Regions from separate parts of the Homo sapiens genome. Here all the other regions are linked to region 1. Evidence: read pairs that join two places in POLR2A ChIA-PET (ENCODE). Cell type or tissue: OCI-LY7. All regions are shown on one strand. Links, peaks and the distances in the headings refer to the core of each region. The heading gives the core; the rest is flanking DNA.

Region 1 (7,084 bases), core at 1,985-5,984:
AGGTTAGTCAGTCATTGATTCAGTCAACAAATGTTTGAGGTTATAGTCACATGCTGCATAATGATGTTTCAGTCAGCAGCGAACCACATATATGATGGTGGTCCCATAAGATGTAAGACTTTTACGATTCCTTTTCTGTTATGTTTAGATATACAGATACATACCATCATGTTTACAGTTGCCTATAGTACTCAGTAGAGTAACTTGCTATACAGGTTCTTAGCCTGTGAACAATAGACTATACCTATAGCCTAGATATGTAGTAGACTATACCACTAGGTTTGTGTAAGAAAGACTGTGATGTTTGTACAGTGATGAAATCGCCTAATGATGTATTTCTCAGAATGTATCCCAGTCATTAAGTGACAAATGGTTGTATATTACACTATTCTAGGTAATGTTCTTTGCAGCAGTGAAAAAGACTAAGTCCCTCTTCTCATGAATCTTGTATTCTAGTGGATGAAGACAAATAAGCAAATACAATACTTTTAAATAATTAGTGTTATGAAGAAAATAAAGCAGCGCAGGGAGCAGTGGTTCATGCCTTTAATTCCAGCACATTGGAATACCGAAGTGGGAGGTTCACTTAAGCCCAGGAGTTCGAGACCAGCCTGGGCAACATAGTGAGACCCCCATCTCATAAAAAAGAAAATTAAAAAGGAAAGTAAAGCAGAGTTATGGAATAACCATGGAGTATGGTGGTTATTTTAAATATGATGGTTAGGAAATCCCGCCTTATGAGAAAATGAAATTGAACTACAGATCTGAACATTGATAAAGGAGCCTGTCACATTGACATTTGGAGGAAAGAGTATTCCAGGAAGAGGGAATGAGCAAGGTGGCTGGAATTTCATGAATGAGGAGTGTTAGAAAATAAGATTGGAATCAGTCAGGGGCCAGATAATATACGCCATGGTAGGGAAATTGGATTTATTTCATGTCTCATAGGAAAACATTGGCAGGTTTTAAATAGGGAACTGATATAATTTATGTATTTAAAAGATCACGCCAGCAGGTCCCTGCCTCAGAGTAAGCATAAGGCTGATGGAGCAATAGAGTCATTCCTCAGTATCCATTGGGCATTGGTTCTAGGATACTCCCTACACCCCCTAGAATATCAAAATCCCCAGATGCTCTAGTCTCTTGTAGTATTTGCATATAACCTACACACATCCTCCCACAAGCTTTAAATCATCTCTTAGTTACTTATAATACCTAATATAATGTAAATGCTATATATATAGTTGTACTGTATTTTAAATTTTATATTTTTATTTTTGTGTTTTTAAAAAAACATTTTTGATTTACAGTTAATTGGATCCACAGATATAGAACCTGTGGAGGGCTGACTGTACAAGCAAAAGATGATAGTTTGGCTAGGCTAGTAATGAAGAAAATCTAGGGAAGGGTGGAGTAAAGTGGGAATTAAGTCTGTTATGGCTTTGTTAAATCTGAAATGACTATTAGATCTACAAGTGGATGGTTCCAGTAAACAGTGGAATATCAGAATCTAGTGGTCAGGTTGGGCTGGAGGTAGAATTTAGGGTGTCATTAGTGTATACAGATATGACTCGATGAAATATTCAGGTCATAGTTTCTTTTCCAGTCACCCAGACTGGAGTGCAGTGGCATGATCTTGGCTGACTGTAACTTCCACCTCCTGGGTTCAAGCGTTTCTCCTGCCTCAGCCTCCCAAGTAGCTGGGATTACAGGCATGCGCCACCACGCTCGGCTAATTTTTGTATTTTTCATAGAGATGGGGTTTCACCATGCTGGCCAGGCTGGTCTTGAACTTCTGACCTCAAGTGATCCACCTGCCTCGGCCTCCCAAAGTGCTGGGATTACAGGCTTACAGGCCTTGTGAGCCACTGCTCCCGGCCCCAACTTTTGACTGCATTGTAGGATCTCACAGAGAACTTTCTAGAAGTGCCAACAACTTGTGTTCATCCTCCTCCCAATTCTAGTTTAATTGCTCTGCATGAAACCAGGAAAGTTGTGTTGTAAAAATCCCAAAGTGATTTTGAAGTGCAGCTGGTTTAAGAATTTCTAACTTAGTAGAGAAAGAATATACATAGAGAAGAACTTGGGAAATCATATTCTGAGCCTCAAGTTACTATTCTAGACTTTTTAAATGCAGGGTCTGGCACAGAATCAAATGTAACCCACCAGGCATATGAGAAGGTAAGATACCGTGAATGAGAACCAGCAGAAACAATGGAAATAGACTAAAAACTACTTACTGTGGTCTAGGGAATACAAGCCAAGCTTGAAAAAATTTTAACAGAGTTGGAGACTGTAACAGAAATGACACTGCAGATTTGTAAAATAACCAAATAGAAATTCAGGAACTGAAACTTAAGTATCCAAAATTGAGGGAAAGCCTTAGGAATGAGTCCTAGGGCATTCCCAACATATAGAGGGTGAGAAGTAGAGGAAGAGCTAGCAAAGGAAACAGAAGGAGCTTCCATGAAAGCCAAGTATATTCTGGAAGCCAAGTGTGTAAATTACTTAAGAAAGGAGGAGGGAATGCTTATCCCTTTCTTTTCTTTTTTTTAGGCAGGGTCTCAACTATCACCCAGGCTGGAGTGCAGTGGCATGATCACTGGCCTGGACCTTCCGGGCTCAGGTGACCTTACCACCACAGCTTCCCAAGTAGCTGGGACTGCACATGTGTGCTGCCATGTCTGGCTAATTTTTTGTAATTTTTAGAAGAGATGGGGTTTTGCCACGTTGACCAGGCTGGTCTCGAACTCCTGGTCTCACGTTATCCACCTGCCTTAGCCTCCCAAAGTGCTGGGATTACAGGCATGAGCCACCATGCCTAGCATTATCTATTCATATATTGTGGAGGGTACATAAGATGAGAGAGAACGGGATATTGGATTTAGTAAGATAATGATTGTTGGTGACTTTTAACAAGTGGTTTCATTAAGAGTGCTGGGGAGGAAAGCATGAGTAGAATGATTTAAAAGGTGAAGAGGATTTAGTGAGAGTAATTACAGACTTTTTTTTTTTTTTTTTTTTTACTCGTGTTGTGAGCAACATTGAAATAGGTGGTAGCTGGAGGTGGACCTGGTTGAGGAGGTTGGTTTTCTAAGAATCTCGCCACAAATTAATGATAGAGGAGAGAAAGTATGAAAGAGGATGAGAGAGGGATGTTTTAAGAAAACAAGCAAGGTGAAACACAGGACACAGGTTTAAGGGTTGGACACAGGAGTAGGGGTCATTATAACAGGGAAAGGGCATTGGATAGACATTCAGAGATACAGATATGTTGATTGGAAGATAAGATAATTCTTGTCAGATTATTCCTTATTTCCTTTTGTGATAAGAAACAAGCTAAGATGGGTGAGAGGGCCAGGTGTTAGGAAGTTTGAGAAGGAAGAAGGTATGAAGTGGTCATCTGAGAATTGGAAAGTGAAATGTGAGATGTAGAATTGCAGCAGTACTGGGTGCCTGCTTGAATAATTAGCACAGTTGTGTTTTTTCTCCAGCTACCTTTAGCTGCTGGGCACACATGCAAACTTCAATCTTCTGTTTCCTGGTGGAAAGTTCCAAGTCCTTTTTGTTCTGTTTCTGCCATATTTTTGTTATCTGTTCATCCTCTCCATTCTCAGTTTGTTAGTTTGGCTCTTACTGGTCTCCTAGACCAGGGGTCTTGCACCCCCGGGTGCCAAGGCCACAGTGCAAAAAGTAAGCAGTGGGCGATAAGCATGACTGGCTGAGCTCCGCCTCCTGTCACATCAACAGCAGCATTAGATTCTCATAGGAGCCCGAACCCTATTGTGAATTGCACATGCGAGGGATCTAGGTTGCAAGCTCCTTATGAAAAATCTAATACCTAATGATCTGAGTGAGTGGAACAGTTTCACCCTGAAACCATCTCCCTTGTCAGCAGTAAAATTGTCTTCCATGAAACTGGTCCCTGGTGCCAAAAAGGTTGGGGACCGCTGTCCTAGACTACTATTAAGACATCTAATCTAGGCTGAGTGTGGTGGCATAATCCCAGCACTTTGGGAGGCTGAGGCTGGGAGAATTGCTTGAAGCCAGGAAGTTGAAACCAGTCTGGGCAACCAAGCAAGACCTTGCCTCTACCAAAAAACAAAAAAAAATTAGCTGGTCACAGTAATGTGTGCCCATAGTCCTGTCTGCTCAGAGAGGCGGAGATGGGAGGATTGATTGAACCCAGGAGGTCAAGCCTACAGTGAGTTATGATTGAGTCATTGCACTCCAGCCTGGGTGACTCTCTCTTAAAAAACAACTTCCATTTTCCATGCCCCCTCCTTTCTGGTGCATTAACAAAAATTTATTTTTAAAAAAAATTTTTACATTTTTAATCTTTTTAATTCCTCCCCCAAAATCAGTGTAACTTTTTTTTTTTTTTTTTTGAGTTGGAGTCTTGCTCTGTTGCTCAGGCTGGAGTGCAGTGGCGCAATCTTGGCTCACTACAACTTCCGCCTCTCTGGCTCAAGTGATCTTCCTGCCTCAGCCTCCTGAGTAGCTGGGACTACAGGCCCATGCCACCACACCTGGCTAATTTTTTGTATTTTTAGTAGAGACAGTGTTTCACCATGTTGGCCAGGCTGTTATCAAACTCCTGACCTCAGGTGATCTACCTGCCTCGGCCTCCCAAAGTGCTGGGATTACAGGCATGAGCCACCGTGCCTGGCCAGATGTCACAAAAATTTTTAATCTTATTTCAAAAATGCTGCAGTAGATATCCTTATACAGATGTGTCATTTCTTTTGTTAAAGTATGCATATCTGAAGCATATACATCTGAAAGCACAATCCCAAGGTTGGAGAATATGTGCATTTTAAATTTTGTAAGATACTAGAAACTGTTCCAATACATCATTTTGGTATCAGTCATTTTCCCTAAACACAGATCATGTTGCTTTCTGTAAAGTCTTTACTGGCTCTTCCATTACCTTTAAATTGAGGTCTGTTGAGTCTACAGATAACTTACAGCGCTCTTGCTGTGCATGCCAGATACTGGAATTACAAAGATGAATATGATAATTCTTGCACTAAAGGTGCTCATAATCTAACAAGTTAGACTATGATTTCTCAACCTCTGCACTGTTGATATTTTGGGCCTGATGATTCTTTGTTTTGGGGCTGTCCTCTGCATTGTAGGATGTTGAGGAGCATTCCTGACTTACCCACTAGATGCTGGTAGCACTCTGTACCCCAGGCAGTTGTGATAATAAAAAAAATGGCTTCACACATTGCCAGATGTCCCCTGGAGGACAGTTCTTCATCTCCCCCTTAAGAATCATTGGGTTAGACAGACATGCACATGATTCTAGTATAATGTGATAAATGGTATATTAACATTGAACCCCACAGCACTTTAGAAACAGGAATAGTGGAGTAACCTTCAGGTTGACATCTTTCAAGACTTAGCCCAGATACTGCCTTATCCCGCAGCCTTCCCTTCTTCTTGCCACCTTTGAATTACCGCTTGTTTAATAGCACTTGTCCTTTGTCTTGTATTATAGCTAACATGTATTTCTTGTTTTGGGATTGGGCAGTCATTGCTTACTCATCTTTTTTTTTTCTGCATTCTTTTTTTTGATGGATAAAATGAAGAGATGCCAATAATAGATACAGAATAAACGTAGATTTGTGTGGAAATGTGTAATGTAAATTTTACCTGTTTGGTTGCTTTTTTTTTTTTTTTTTTTTTTTGAGGCAAAGTTTCGCTCTTGTTGCCCAGACGGGAGCACAATGGCACTATCTCGGCTCACTGCAACCTCTGCCTCTTAGGTTCAAGTGATTCTCCTGCCTCAGCCTCTCCCGAGTAGCTGGGATTACAGGCGCCCACCACCACGCCCGGCTAATTTTTGTATATTTAGCAGAGACAGGGTTTCACCATGTTGACTAGGCTGGTCTTGAACTTCTGACCTCAGGTGATCCACCCTCCTTGGCCTCCCAAAGTGCTGGGATTATAACTTTGTTCAGATGTGATAGTTGCATTCTGTGTTTCATACCTCTACCAATTCTGTAATTGTGTTAAATTTGTAGCTTTTTAAAAACTCTTGACATTAAGAATTATGTTTCAGAAGCCAACATATAAACCTGTGGGGGAAGAAACTAAGAGAAGCAAGAGGAACGTTAGGTTTAGTCTTACGTGCATATGAGAGAATTTAGGAGAATTAAATGACTTGCCCTAAAGTCATTTTTTAACACTGTAGATTTAGTGTATTTTTATTCTAAGAATAACATGATGAGAGATTTTTTGTAAGTTCTTTATCTTTGAGCAGTACATAATGAAATATTTGCAGATGAAATGTTATATCTCGGATTTGTTTCAAAATGAGGTAGTTTGGGTTATACATGAAATAGAATTGTCCCAGAGTTTGTGGAATTTGGGTGTTGGGTACATGGGAGTTTGTTATGCTTTCCTACTTTGGTATATATTGGAGATTTTCTAGAGTAAAAAGGTTTTGAGAATGTGAGTTTTAGCCTCATGTTTTTAATGAGTAGAAAATTTGGATTAAAAAATATTTTAAAACTTCTTTTTAAACATTTTTTTCTCGGACTTTAGTGAGCATCAGAATTATTTAAAAATTTTTTTTCAAGAAATTTAACATAAAGTAAGATTGGACTTTAATTTTGGTTCCAACATCTCCTGTGATGTTTGAGTTAGTAAGCTTTGTTCATAGTAACAGCTTGGGCAGGGTTTGTATACTTACTTGATTCACAAGTGGAAGAGGATTTTATGGTTCTGTTGTGAAAGCCTTGAAGATGAAGTTTTGACTGTTTAGGCTATTTCCCTGCATTATCTCTTGTGTTAATGAAGAAGGTAGTTGATAAATTTCAGGGGATAACCAGTCACACTAAACTGCAGTGGAAGTGTTCTTGGTTTTTCTTGCATATGAAGGGGAAAGTCAGATAAATTTTTAATAAATGTCTTTGCTGCTTTCATTTGGCAGCCTTGTTTGGGCACAGGGTTAATAAAGGCTCAAGAACTTGAGAGAGCGGGTGAACAAGTTTCTTACTGTGAAAATGTAAATAGTCAACTGTGTGCTTTTTTTGTATTGTCTGTAGAAGTATGTATGTGTTCATTTTCTCAAGAA
Region 2 (7,084 bases), core at 1,500-5,499, 82 kb after region 1:
GCACAGAGAGACAAATACCACATGATCTCACTCATATGTGGAATCTAAAAAAGTCAAAATCACGGAAGTAGAGAGGAGAACGGTGGCTACCAGGTGCTGCAGGCAGGGGGAGGGTGTGGGGAAGGGGAGAGGTTAGTCAATGGATACAAAGTTTCAGTTAGATGTGACAAATACGGTCTGGAATTCATTGTTCAACTGCACAGCATGGTGACTATAGTTAATAATAATGTATTGTATATTTAAAAATAGCTAAAAGAGGATTTTAAATGTTCTCAACACAAATAAATGATAAGTATTTGAGGTGCTGGATATGCTAACTAGCCTGATTTGATCATTCCACAATGTATACATCTATAGAAACATCACTTTGACCCGTTGCAGTGGCTCGCGCTTGTAATCCCAGCACTTTGGGAGGCCGAGACAGGCAGATCACGAGGTCAGGAGATCGAGACCATCCTGGCTAACACGGCGAAACCCCGTCTCTACTAAAAATACAAAAAATTAGTCAGGTGTGGTGGCGGGCGCCTGTAGTCCCAGCTACTGGGGAGGCTGAGGCAGGAGAATGACGTGAATCCGGGAGGCGGAGCTTGCAGTGAGCCGCGATTGCACCACTGCACTCCAGCCTGGGAGACAGAGTGAGACTCTGTCTCAAAACAAACCAAAAAACAAAACAAAACAAAAAACAAAAATCACCTTGTACCCTGTAAATGTATTTAATTATTATTTGTCAATTAAAGATAAAACTTTTAAAAAAGGCCAGAGCTCTGGGACTGGACCTTGTCAATGCCCCCCCGCCCCTCCTCCGGGGCCCCCTGACTTCATAAGCAGCACCCATCCTGGGCAGCCCTTTCTTGATTACGGCAGCACCCCTCCCTGCTCCTTCTCCCAGCCTCTCAGGGCCCCAGCCCCTTCCAGGAAATCCTCAGCCTTAGTGTTCACCACGATCACTCCTCTTTCAACTCTTTCATAGAAGCCAGACCTCAGCTGACTTCCTTTTCCAATGCCAGACTTGACCTTGCCCACTTTCCCTCCGCCCTCAGAGGAAGAGGTCCTTCCTTCTGTCCAGGTTTTTATCCCTCCAAGGCTCCGCCTCAGCACAGGCAGTCAAGCAGAGTGGTTGGGGTGGTTTGATGTCAGGCAGCCTGGGGTCTGAGGGCGGGATGCCTTAGGGCAGGTTACTCACCATCACTAAGCCTCACGTTACTGATCTGCAAAGTGGGGATGATGACAGTGTCTACTTCATAGGGTTGTGGGGATTTGAGGATTAATGTAGGAAAAACATTTAGAAAAAGGCTTGGCACACAGTCCGTCTGTTAAAGGCTCTTGTTTTGTTCAATGATCTCTTCCTTCATATCTTCAGTTTCAGATGGGGGAAACAATGAGAAGTACCGAATATTCCCCCTATTACCTTGGGGGTTTGGGGGAAGGTTTAATGTTCTCTTTTTCCAGAAAGTAGAAAGAGTCTTTATAACAAGGTTCTCCAGTCTTTTGTTGGCAGGTGTCTCCAAGCTCACTGGTGGGTGATGGTCAGTAGTGTCTGCTCAGTTCCTTCCTGTCTTTGGAATCAAGCAGACCCACTGGGGCCACCCCAGGCTGGGTTCTTCAGCCCCGCCTACAGGAGCATGTTCCAGACCTTCCCTCTCAGCACGTTGCTCTTGGCTAGGTCCTACTCAGTTCCTGAATCTGCCTGAGCTTCCTTGTTTCTTATTTCTGTCTCTGTGTTAGTCCCCTAACCTTGAAGACAGATTTTGGCTTTTCTAGCTTTGACCTTGGCACCCAAAGGACACTTCCCCCCTCATTTTCTGGCTCTCTTTACTCCTGGTCATCTGGGTGCCCTCGCCTGCAGGACCTCATGCGCATGTGGGGTGGACTGGCCAGCTTGGCTTGCCCCTATCCCCTAGGGGTGATTGGACAGTGGTGCATGATTTTTAAAATGATGATGATTTATGTTTGTTGAGCACTTACTGTTGTCTTGAGTAGTTTAAATGGATTGTTGCATTTTATTTTAACTGTACATCTGCAAAGTTTTATCCCATTTTGGAAGTGAGGAAAGTAAGGCTCAGGAAGATTAAACTAAAAACCACACGTGTGGTTGAAGCGGATCAGAATATACCTCTGCAACATCTGACACTGGCATGAGGATTATTTTGAAGGGAAGGCAATTGAGAATCAACAGAGGCAGGAAGTAGTCTCTGCCCTCCCTTATCTGCCTAAAAGCATGAATTTCCCTTTGTGAAGGTGCCCTCTGTTTCCCACCCCCGTATAGGAAAGGAATGGCCACTCGTATCACTGGAGATGAGGAGTCCACCCTGAGATGAATTTGTTTAAAAAGACCTTATTGTAATCTATCTATCTATCTATCTATCTATCTATCTATCTATCTATCTATCTATAGAGAGAGACAGGGTCTCACCGTGTCCCCCAGGCGGGAGTGTAGTGGCAGGATCTTGGCTCACTGCAACCTCCACTTCCCAGGTTCAAGTGATTCTCCCAGCTCAACCTCTTGAATAGCTGGGATCACAGGTGTGTGCCACCATGCCCGGCTAATTTTTGTATTTTTAGTAGAGACAAGGTTTCACTGTGTTAGCCAGGCTGGTCTCGAACTCCTGGCCTCAAGTGATCCACCTGGCTCGGCCTCCCAAAGTACTGGGATTACAGGCGTGAGCCACCACGCCTGGCTCGTTTTTATCTTCCATTAGTTTTCCCATATATTTCCTAGTTACTTCCCTATGATTTATCATCCCTTGAAGCCCCCAAATCCCCTTTTTTTGTTAAAATGGTATATAAGCCCAAGTATAATTGCTCAAGTTTCACTTCTGTGAACCCTCATGCACATAAAGATTAACAAAATTTCTGTGCCTTTTCTCCCATTAATCTCGCTCTCTCTTTTTTTTTTTTAAAGTTTAATTCACAGGCTCCAGGTACTGAACCTAAGAGGGTAGAGGAAAAGTTTTTCTCCGCGCAATGATAAATGTAATTCAGTTAATGGGCCGCAGAAAACCTTCTCCTCCTTCAGCAGCCCCTGCCCTCTCTTCCCTTGCTCCTGCCACTGCCTTAACCCAGATCCTCATCAGCTCATTCAATGAATATAGGAGCTTTGTGATGGCTGACTGTCTCTGCCTTTGGCCACTCTTCCCTTGATCCACATTCTGCACTGCTGCCAGGGCACTTTCTAGGAGGCAGGTCTGTGTGTGCCGAGCTCCTGTGGGAGGCCCTTCAGCGGCTCTCTCTGTCAACAGGAGAAAGTCCCTTGGCCTCACCGTTCATCTCTGCCCCACACCTGTCCCACTCTGACCAGACTTCCTTTCTCAGAACCTGCTGAGCTCCTTTGGCACATGCTTCCTCCCTTGCCCAGATTTTCTTCCTTCACACTTGGCTAACTATACAGATTCTCTAGGCTCATCTTGAATGTACCCTCCTCGGTTAGGTCATCGTGGGGGAGGGTTCGCCACCTCCCCGCTGGGTTCTTTGCCTACTACCTTCTTAGAATGCTTTTGACATTGCACTTTCATGATCTGTTTACACGCTGTCTCCCCTCCACAGCTCTTGGACTGCAACGTGCTTGCTCATCTGTATCCCTGACACCCAGCCCCGAAGGTGGCAAGGGGCCATGTAAGCATTTAATGAGCAAGAGACTGACAACTAGCTGTATGTTAAGAGATTAAAATAAAACGGCCCTTTTATTTTTTTTCTTTTATTTATTTTTTAAAAATTGGGAAGAGATCTTGCCCAGGCTGGTCTCTAACTCCTGGCCTTATGTGATCCACCCGCCTCGGCCTCCCAAAGTGTTGGGATTACACACATGAGCCACTGGCACCTGGCAAATGCTCTTTTATGTCACAACTATGTCATTCTTTTCTGTTAGAATTCTAATTTTTTATTTTTATTTTTTAAATTTTTTTATTTTTTAGATAGAGTCTCGCTCTGTCGCTCAGGCTGGAGCACAGTGGCATGATCTTGGCTCACTGCAAGCTCCGCCTCCTGGGTTCATGCCATTCTCCCACCTCAACCTCCTGAGTAGCTGGGACTACAGGTGCCCACCACCACACCCGGCTAATTTTGTTTTTGTATTTTTAGTAGAGACAGAGTTTCACCATGTTAGCCAGGATGGTCTCGATCTCCTGACCTTGTGATCTGCCCACCTCGGCCTCCCAAAGTGCTGGGATTACAGGCGTGAGCCACCGCGCCTGGCCTAGAATTCTAATTTTTTAAAGTGAAAATTAGCAATAATCTTTACTGGAATTTTAATAGCTTAGAACTTTAAAGTTCATCTACTCTAGTCTTTCTTGTTGTTGTTTTTGTTTTTGTTTTTTTTTTTGAGACAGAGCTGACTCTGTCACTGAGGCTGGAATGCAGTGGCACAATCTTGGCTCACTGCAACCTCCGCCTCCCAGATTCAAGTGATTCTTGTGCCTCAGCCTCCCGAGCAGCTGGGATTACAGGCGCCCGCCACCACACCCGGCTAATTTTTGTATCTTTAGTACAGACAGGGTTTCACCATGATGACCAGGCTGGTCTCAAACTTCTGGCCTCAAGTGATCCACCCACCTCGGCCTCCCAAGTGTTGGGATTACAGGCATGAGCCACCGTGCCTGGCCAGTCCCATCATTTTTACAGGCAAGGAAACGATGGTCCTGAGTAGTGACAGCAACACTGTTAGTGGTGGCGCTGGGCTAGCCTCCAGCTCCTCTGGTCAACTGCCTGTGGTACCCAACACTGAGTGGAAAAGCTGCCTTTCTATTGGCTCCTAGGATTGCACAGTTATGCATATGTGATGAAGGAAATGGCCATCTCCACTCAACGTTTATGGTATTTTCACTTAGCTTTTGGACACTGCTGATATTGCTGAATTAGAACAATTCTAGAACATTTATTATTATGTGGAAAGATCATTCATGGCTCTCTAAAATTATTAGTGTAGCCTATTGTAAGTGAAGAGAGAGAGAGAAGAAAAGACACTTCAATGTTTTATGTCCAGAAAGACCTAGTACTTGAATATCAGAGAATACTAGAAATGGAGAAAATATATTTACTTAATGTCACTATAAAATTATTTCTTTTCATGTTGAATCATTGCTAACAATTCACACAATTATAATTTTATATTAGAGAAACAACATCTTTGATATAAAGTAATTTAAGTTGCTCTCTGGTATCTTAAATGTCAAACCAGGGCAAAATCTTACCTGGTAGAAACTGTAGAGTTATGATTGCCACATACCTAGGGTGAGCATTTATTGTTTTGTTTGCTAAGCTCTCTCCCTTCCTTCTGAGACTGTTTTGGGAAACTGCTGGTCTAATACAGGATGCAAAAGGGAGTTGCACTTTAAAATTTGACCTTGACTCCCTGGTGTTGTGATTGTTGCTGGGTGTGAGGTTGGCATGGGCAAGCCAATTATACCACCATATTCTTAGGCAACAATGATTGCTCTGAGAAGGGGCATGTATCCTAAACTAGACCCAGCAGAGTCGTTCCTTGCCATTTTTAAAAAACAGAAGTTGGTAGCAGAGGAGAAGAGTTTCTTTACTTTCTTGTCTTGATGCTGAGAAAATATGACTTAGAAGTAGCTCTGATTGTAGCCTTGGGTAGATAAAGGTGATCTGCAAGAATGAAGCCAGCCCGCAGAGAGAAGCAGAGAGGACAAAGGATGAGAGAAAGGGAGAGAGCTCCTTGACAGGGTTAGAGGCCCTGGTTGCAGTTATGCATGAGGCTCTCCTCTTCCTGTAACCAGGTATCAGCCAGTAATTTTTGTTTTTTCTTTTTTGCTGGTTTGGGTTTTGAAGCTTTGCAGCTAACCATTGATCAAGTTTTAACATACGAAGATTTTGTTTTGCTTTGTTAACTAAACAAGTTGAGCAAATGTGCCTTCTGTATCCCAGAATGTAGATTGCATTGTGTATGTGAGGTAGATATTTATAAGGATGCTGTATTATTTTTCCTCTCTCCTACTTTGACGTTCACTGTATATTACTTACGTAACAGGAAATTAGAAAAAGTTTGAGAAATGTGTCTAGCAGCCTGGCTAAATTTGTCCAACTGCTAAGCAGTCCAGTCTGCCAGGCTGACTTTAATCTGGAAAAGTTCTTTAAAAACCAACCAGTTTGATACAAATGTTTTTGTTGAAATGTTTTCTAGTATGTAGCAGAACTGGCTCTCTCACAAAGCAGCCTATTTATAGTAGTAATTCCTTTGAAGAAAATTTTTTTGTCTGAGTACATGATCAAAGTAACAGCAGAACACTGAATGGATGCATTAATCCAATAAGATATTTAAGTTTGTATTAAATTCTAGAAACTTGAAGCAGGACATCTGAAATGGATTTCACTCAGCATAGTGTAAATCATAGTTCTTGATGGGGTATATTAAAAAGAAAATCTCCTATGGTTTTAATATCTTTAGGATTTTTCTGTAGGAGGGAGTTAGGGCCTGGTGAGTGGGTAAAAGAAAATAAATAGAAAAAAATTTGTAAAAGTTAAAATGCCAACACATGTGCATCGACACCTGAGAATGACAGGGGTGAGGAGAGCCACTATTTCTCAAACATCATCTACCAGCCTTGGAATTGGTTCTTGCCCGAAGTGTTCCTTCCACAGGTAAAAGGAAAAAAACAGCAGAAAATGAGAAAATTCTGATTGAGTTCTGCAGAGCCAAGGGCAAATCAATAGTTCATTTCCCTGACTCCGATATTCAAAACTTGATTTGGAATCAATTTGTGTTTAGAAGGTTTCCACAAATTCTAAGGCAACAAAAATGAAGACATATCACAGAATTTAATCTGTCTTGTTTGCAGCCCTTCCCCTGCCCAGGACTCGACAGATGCAGGAGGGACAGCTGGCAGGAGGAAGGCTTGGATGAAGTCACCAAGGGGACTGTTTGGCTGGTGACTCATGGCTTAAATTTAATTGTTTTGGCAAAGTCAATATGTTGCTCTTGTGTAGAAACAGAAATAATGAGGATATTTGGGTTGATGTTTCTGATTTTTTGAAGGAGCTGTGGTAGTCTTGAATAAATAGAATGGAGATCGGGACCTAGTAAACGAAGACTTGGGGCGATGACATCCATTGCTTCCTTCAAGGTTTTAAT
Region 3 (7,084 bases), core at 2,039-6,038, 110 kb after region 1:
GGGAGGAGCACCCCTTACGCAGATAAGGGAACCTCAGATAGAGGTTCTCCCTGTGCTTCGGGAGAGGCAGAGGGCCGGGAGATGAGGGCCAGAGAAGATTGGGAAGATCTTGGTTCTAAGGTTGCTTCTTTAGTTCAGAGTACTCTGTATTCAAAGCACCGTGCTCCATGTATTGCTTTCTGAGCCCCAGCAGTGGCTTAGGTACAGCAGGATAGTTTTCTGATGTCACTCCTCCTTTTTGTTTGGAATCTTCCTCATCTGGTGGGAGCAGCATCTTTTAATAATTGGTCCTGCAGCCCAGCCCTGCAAGGTGATCAATATTAGCAAAGACAAGCCTGTCTTGTCACTGTGCCCTGGAGGTCATGAGAGTCGGAGGCTGGCTCCTACTGCCTGCTGCGGGCATAGCCAGGGGGCTCTACCTAGCCCCTCAAAGGTCTTCAACCGTTATGTTCCACTAGCTGCAGTGGGGCCGCCTTCTCTCCCCACCTTTTCCTCAGTCTAGTTACCCTGGCTTCCATGTGGAGTAGGCGGATGGGCCTGAACAAGGACTCAGTCTCTGAAGTCCCTCCTGTTGAAGGGTCCGAGGGGGGTGGGTGTGTGCTCATCAAGTCCAGCTCTCCAGGCGCTGACAGGAGAATTTGCTGGAGTAGGCTCTGGGTGCTGGAGGGGGAGGGTCTTGGGTCTCACCTCACCTGGCAGTGTGGCCAGGGGGGACCCCATCCCCTGCAGCTCCCATTTCTTCCTCATCGCCCTTTGAGGGAGCATTGCCAGAGCCAGCTCCTGGGCCCCTCCCCTCACTTCCTACCAGGCCCCACTTCCACCTCCTCTTAGTCTTGAAGAGATACAGAAACCCTCCCCTTTTCCTTCATGTCTCCCTCAGAGGAACAGAGACCGAGAAAGGACAGAGACTCATCAGAGGCTGACTGTGCTGACTCACAGATGCTGGACGGGGGGAGAGTAAAGACTATTTAGAGCCTCCCACCTCCCTCCCGACCCCTGACCCTTGCTCAGTGTGCACATGGCCAGCTCACAGTGCTCTGCTATGTGAGGCCTCTGCAGACATTTCCAGGCCTGTGGGTGTCACTGAGGGGTCACATGGAGCCAGAGAACACTGCCCTCCCTCCAGATGCCCCTCGGTCCTCTCAGCAGCCTCAATAGGCTTCCCATGTATTTCTGCCTTCATTCTGTAAGCCCTTGGGAGTTGGCCTGTGTATCTCTGATTTCCAAATACTCCCTCTCGGCGCTGTCTTCAAAGCGGCTGCATCTTTTCCCATTGGCTCTACTTTGTTGCCTTCACTAAAATAAATGCACACTATCTTTCACTTTTAAGGGCTTTTTACTGTTAGTCTCTCTAGGGACTTGTTAACTTGTTGCACAAGTTACAAATATTTGGATAGGAACAGACTCAAGAAATAGCAGTTGAGCACTGTCCTGAATTTTAGCCTGAGATGCAAATGGGCCTGGACTTCTAATTCTCCTTTCTCTAAACCTTTCAGCCAGGTGGCATTGCAGCAGTTCCTCTGGGTTTTGCCTGTGTTGTTTGTTCTGTCCAGCCTTCTCTGGGTTGGATGCTTCTAAGGGATATAGGAAAAAAAAAAACCCCAAAAACCAAAGTGTTTTTTTCCTATTCTCCTCTCTTACACAGTCATTCAATACAACACTTCTGACAACAGATGTGTGGGCTTTCCCCTACACCCAGCAATTCTCCAGCAGACACCAGCTGCGTGTCCTCTAATTCAATTCAATTCCGACACTATCTACCTGCAGGCAGTGTTAGATCTCACAGGTTCACACAAGACGGGTGCAGTCTTCAGATGCACCAATTGCAAAGCCCCAGGTGTCCCCTATACAAATCGGAGCTCCCACTACCCCTTCCTTGGGTTCAATTAATTTGCTAGAGTGGCTCACAGAACTCAGGGAAACACTTTTCTTTCCATTTACCCATTTATTATAAAGGATGTTACAAAGAATGCAGATGGACAGCCAGATAAAGAGATGCATAGGGCGAGGTATGGGAGAAGGGGTGCAGAGCATCCCTGCCCTCCTAGGGCCCACCACCCTCCAGGAACCTCCATTTGTTCCACTATCTGGAAGGTCTCTGAACCCAGTCCAATAGGATTTTTGGAGGCTTCATTGCACAGGCAGGGTGGATATTATCACTGACCATTGGTGATCAGTTCAACCTTCAGCCCACTCCCCTCCCTGGTGGTGGGCTGGGGCTAGGGGGTGGGACTGAAATTTCCAACTCTCTAAACACATTGTTGGTTTATCTGGCAGCCAGTCCCCATCAGTCGTCTCGTTGGCATACAAAAGACACTCTGGAGATGAAGACCAAATATGTATTTCACAATATCACAGCACTGAACCAAGTTTCTTAGCTTCTGAGTACTTTTTGGTTACTGTGTCTTCCCAGATTGCATCATTTTTCTGGACAATCACTGGGCTCCCTGTGGAAAGCACTTCGTGTGGGCTCCCTGCAGGCGTCCTACCTGGATCTGGCCATGCCTTCATCTACTCCAGTGCCTGGTCCTCTTTTCTTAGTTGGTTAGTGTCTAAGTTAGTCAGGGGCAAGTTGCTCACCCTTGCTGCAATCTTAGGGGAACAAGGCCTGCTCCTTCCACGGTTGCTTTATACCTTTTTAGGCCCAGAGGGTGTTATGGATGATCATGATTATGCAGTGGTCTTGAAAGGCAGGTGAGGGAGCCTGATGGTTAAGCGAGCAGGCTCTGGAGTCTGATTGCTTGGCTCCAACACTTACCAGCTGTGTGACTTTCAGGAACTCCTTTAGCTCGTTTAAGTGGGGATAGTCATACATCTACTTATATGGTTGTCATAAAGATGAATTACAGGGCTCTCAGAACAGGGCTGGGCTAGGGGAAGGTGCTTGATCCATATGAGCTATGATTATCCTCACTTTAGAAATGGAGAAACTGAGGCCCAGGTCACTTACTTAAGGTCATTGAGCTGCAACATGGAGAAGCTTAGTTCCTAACCCGAGGCAGCCTAGCTCTGGAAACCTTTCCCTGAGCCATCTGCAGTACCAGCAGCTGCAAGCTTCATCACCTCCCCATGGTCACTGACAGCTGCCACACTGCCTTGTCAACCTAAAATGAGTGACACAGAGACGGACTCTCTGAAGCCAAGAGTCTATTTGGGAACAGGAGGGGATTGCAATATGGGATATACACGATGGTGAACCATAGGCACATCCAAAGGGGTTGGGGCAAGGGGAAGCTTAAAGACAAAGGGAAGTCCACATTAGCTGTTTTGAAAAGACAACAGCAACAACAACCATGGGTTACAGGGGCTTACTGCAGGCATTGGCAACAGCTGTGGCAGGCAAGTGTGCTGTGCAGGCGGCTTACCTAGAACATTGAGGTTTAGAGGAAGTCCTTGTGTCATTACCGTCATAGGCATATGTGCATGGGGATGCTCCTTCATGGCCTCTTGGCTCCATTTTGTCAGCATTGGACATTAGTGACTCCATTTTGTAATGCTGATGATTCTCACAACCCTCTGGCTTTTTTTGCTTCCCTCTGGCTCCCTCCTACCAGGATGAGGCTTTAGGGAGAGACACCCAGCTCACTGCATGCCCACGTAGTGCCCACTGAGCCGTCAAGTCGCCTAGGGACATCTTTTGCCCTCAGAGGAGTGCTCTTTAATAATATTAAATATCAAAAAGCTTAAAGCCCACAGAACAATAACGAAGACTATTTCCACTGAGGGACAGGTGGTTTTCTTGCACAGGCATGGGCAAACCAGTTCAGGTGCAAAGGAAAGTCATTCTGGGCTTTCATCCAAAACTCAAACCAAACACATAGGCACTGATTTATTTATTTCTAGGTTTAAAATTTTTCAGAAACAACATTCCAGTTTTCCAGAATCTTGATTGTTTGGGTTTTATCCAGGTTCCTAAGGACATGTTTCGAAACACCATAAGAAAGTCCGGGTTGTGGGGAGAGAGCACAGAGAGGAAGGAGCTGGGGCGGGGGAGCTTTTCTTTTTGATGGCAAGCAGGAAGGACAGAAGATCTTGCCAGATCTTGTCATATTTCTGGCCCCACTGTAAAGCCCAAGGTGGTTTGGCTAAACATCAGAATGTGGGGGTGTTTCCTTGAATTAAGCTTTATTTCATAGGAAACATATAGGAGAGATTCCATTTTCATGAATCTCAAAAGTGGTTTTTTTTTTTTTTTCTTTTTGGCTTGAGAGTTCTAGCATTTTACTAGAAAGGCAGTATGGAAACAAATAAGAGCAGTGACTCCAGAGACAGAAACCCTAGGCTCCTGTGCAGGGACTGGCCCTGAACTCCTTGGCATTTGGTTGCATTAACGAAGGTGGGTGGTGCGGAGGATGTGCGCTGTAAACTGGGTAGGGCAGCCACACCTAGAGTTGTAGGCTTCTTATTCTCTTATTATGGGGAGCCCATGTCAGGAACCAGAGTCAGATACAATTTAATAACTTGAATTTCCTCACTGATGCTTCATAGTGAGAAACCTTTTTAGAATAGAAACTGGGCCTTCTCCATTTTAAACATAGTTTTAGTCAAATAAATTTGATGAAAGCATAATTGCTACATTGGTCTTCTAAATGAGAGCCCGTCATCATAGGCAAAAATGTATTGTTTATTGCTTCTTTTCTTTTAGGAATGGGGTCTCACTCTGTTGCCCAAGGCAGAGTGCAGTAGCATGATCATAGCTCACTGCAGCCTCAAACTCCTGGGCTCAAGTGATCCTCCTGCGTCGACCTCCCAAAATGCTGGCATTCTAGGTGTGAGCTGTTGGATCTGGCCTGTTTATTGTTTTTTAAAAAACTTTTTGACACACTATGTATTCATATTTGCAAAATAGAATTAGGAAGAAGCTTTAAAAGTCATATCTAATACAGTGTTATTTTTTCATTTCTAAAAACTTTTTATTACAGAAATTTCAAACATATACATGAAAGTAGAGAGAGGAAAATGAGTCCTCATGTACCCCATTACCATTTTCAATTATAAATTCTTGGCCAATCTTATTTCCTCTATTCTCCCCCACACTTGTTCCTCCCACATTATTTTGAAGCAAATCCCAGATACTGCGTAATTTGATCCATAAGTATTTCAATATGTGTCTCTAAAAGATAAGAATCCTTTTCCCCCAACATTTTATTAAGAAAGATTTGAAGATACAGCAAAGTTGAAAGCTGTATGCCCAACCACCTAGATTCTGCTGCTAACAGTTTACTATACGTTGTCACCTCGTTATCCGTCTATCCATCCCTCCTTCTGTCAAGCCACCCTGTTTTGTTTTTGGTGCATTTGAAAGTAACTTGCAGACCTCTGTACACAACCCTGCAAACACTTCAACGTGCATCTTATCAGCGAGGGTTCAATATTTGCTTATAACTTTTCCCCATTGGATATAACATTTACATCTATGAAATACACAAGTCTGAACTACATATTTGCTGCATTTTCGCAAATGTAGTCCGAACTCCTATCAAGATATAGAATATTACCATCACCCTAGAAAGTTTCCTCAGGCCCCTTCTTAGTCAGTCCCCATCAACACCACCTGCTCTGCATTCCGATGTTTTTCCACCACAGATTAATTGAGGCAGTAATTTTGAGGATTTGTCTCGTCTGTTGTAACTAAAAATCGAAACAGCATAAACAAATGAATTTTCTTTTTGATTTGACCCCTGGCCCCAAATGTGGGTTTTAGAGTGCTACCCAGGTTCTGGTTAGGGGGACTTCATATTTCCAGAATCATGTCTTCAACCAGAACAGTTCCCTGTGTGGAATGTGTAAGATTTTCTTTGAGCGAAGGAATCTATTGCAAAATGAAGCTTGAAAACCAATGCTCTAGTCCTTTCAGCTCCATTTTTTTGTTTTTGTTTTTGTTTGTATTTGAAAACATATTTGGCCACTTCGTTATTTCCTGGGCAGTTGTCCACTTAGTAGTGCCCAGAATTATCTTGGTCCTGAGAGCCATCTGCCTAATCTTACCCTTGCAATGAAACTCTGGGGCTTTGAAAGTTCTTTGGAAGTGTAGCCTGAAGTTATTCGTTCAAATTATCAATTCTTATCCCCATCTCTGGACAATAAAGCTCCAAACTGGAAACCTTCCCCAAATAACAGTCAAAAGGCCATTTATACCCAATCTTTCTTCAAAGTACCAAATTACTTTATAATCTAGATGCCATATTCTCTGTCTACTGCAATTCAAATGAAATTGTATTGAATGGCCTCCCCTGTACAGGAAACACCTCTGCCTTGACCAGACCTCTGGGCATCCTGGGGCATTGTTTGCTTTCCTTGTACCTCTGGTCTGAGCTCCCGAATCTGCTGAACTATCCACTTCTGGGGCTCGCTAGGCAAGTATCTCATCAGGTCCCACAGCAACTCTGAAGTGACGCTTCAGTTTCTTTACATGGATTTCTGCTAAAACCCACTCTCAGGAGAATTGTAGGTATGTAGCAGATGTTTCAAAAGGTTTTAGGGGCCAGGTACGGTGGCTCATGGCTGTAATCCTAGCACTTTGGGAGGCTGAGGTGGGCTGCTGGCTTGAACCCAGGACTTCGAGACCAGCCTGGGTAACGTGGCGAAACGCTGTCTCTACAAAAAATACCAAAAATATTAGCCAGGAATGGTGGCGTGTGCCTGTGGTCCCAGCTACTCAGGAGGCTGAGGCAGGAGAATCACTTGAGCCCTGGAAGGGGAGGTTGCAGTGAGCCAAGATCATGCCAGTGCACTCCAGCCTGGGCAATAGAGCAAGACACAGTCTCAAACAAACAAACAAAAAAAGATTTTAGGAAATTGGAGGAGGTTTGCCAAAAATCTTTAAAATTTTTAATTTTTAAAAGAGATTCCTATTTCTGAAGAACCTTTATCTGCTTGCTCATATTGCCTAGCTATTATCTCTATTCTGTCATCTCTTCTGCAAGTGGCTATTGGTTTTTTATGCAGAACAGCTTTATTTTCTCTTTTTTTCTTGCTTCCTTCCATCCTGCCCTCACCCAGCAGACTTCTCAAGACTATTTTCCTGGTTACTGCTATAGAAGAAATTGTACTGCCAGCATTAAGATTATATATGTAAAATATG

Evidence for each region. Peaks named below come from ENCODE experiments on the same cell type or tissue, not always from the same donor. Only the 100,000 strongest peaks of a DNase experiment are listed, where the experiment ranks them.
Region 2: POLR2A ChIA-PET joins it to region 1 with 9 read pairs; 1 of 35 experiments calls an interaction of 5 or more read pairs at or near these places.
Region 3: POLR2A ChIA-PET joins it to region 1 with 5 read pairs; 2 of 35 experiments call an interaction of 5 or more read pairs at or near these places.

What each region holds. Positions count from the first base shown.
Region 1 is chr2:173,937,069-173,944,152 of GRCh38, reverse strand. All of the region lies in intron 4 of SP3 (Sp3 transcription factor), which reads left to right. Among named protein-coding and RNA genes, the nearest start is that of SP3, 25 kb to the left of the region's middle. RefSeq lists an enhancer at 3,941-4,080. In OCI-LY7, for the core only: no CTCF peak of the experiment used is centred there; a DNase peak (open chromatin) is centred at 4,102; H3K4me3 peaks cover 1,155 bases; H3K27ac peaks cover 2,232 bases.
Region 2 is chr2:173,854,816-173,861,899 of GRCh38, reverse strand. No RefSeq gene overlaps it. Among named protein-coding and RNA genes, the nearest start is that of SP3, 110 kb to the left of the region's middle. In OCI-LY7, for the core only: no CTCF peak of the experiment used is centred there; a DNase peak (open chromatin) is centred at 3,359; H3K4me3 peaks cover 475 bases; H3K27ac peaks cover 750 bases.
Region 3 is chr2:173,825,659-173,832,742 of GRCh38, reverse strand. No RefSeq gene overlaps it. Among named protein-coding and RNA genes, the nearest start is that of SP3, 140 kb to the left of the region's middle. In OCI-LY7, for the core only: no CTCF peak of the experiment used is centred there; no DNase peak of the experiment used is centred there.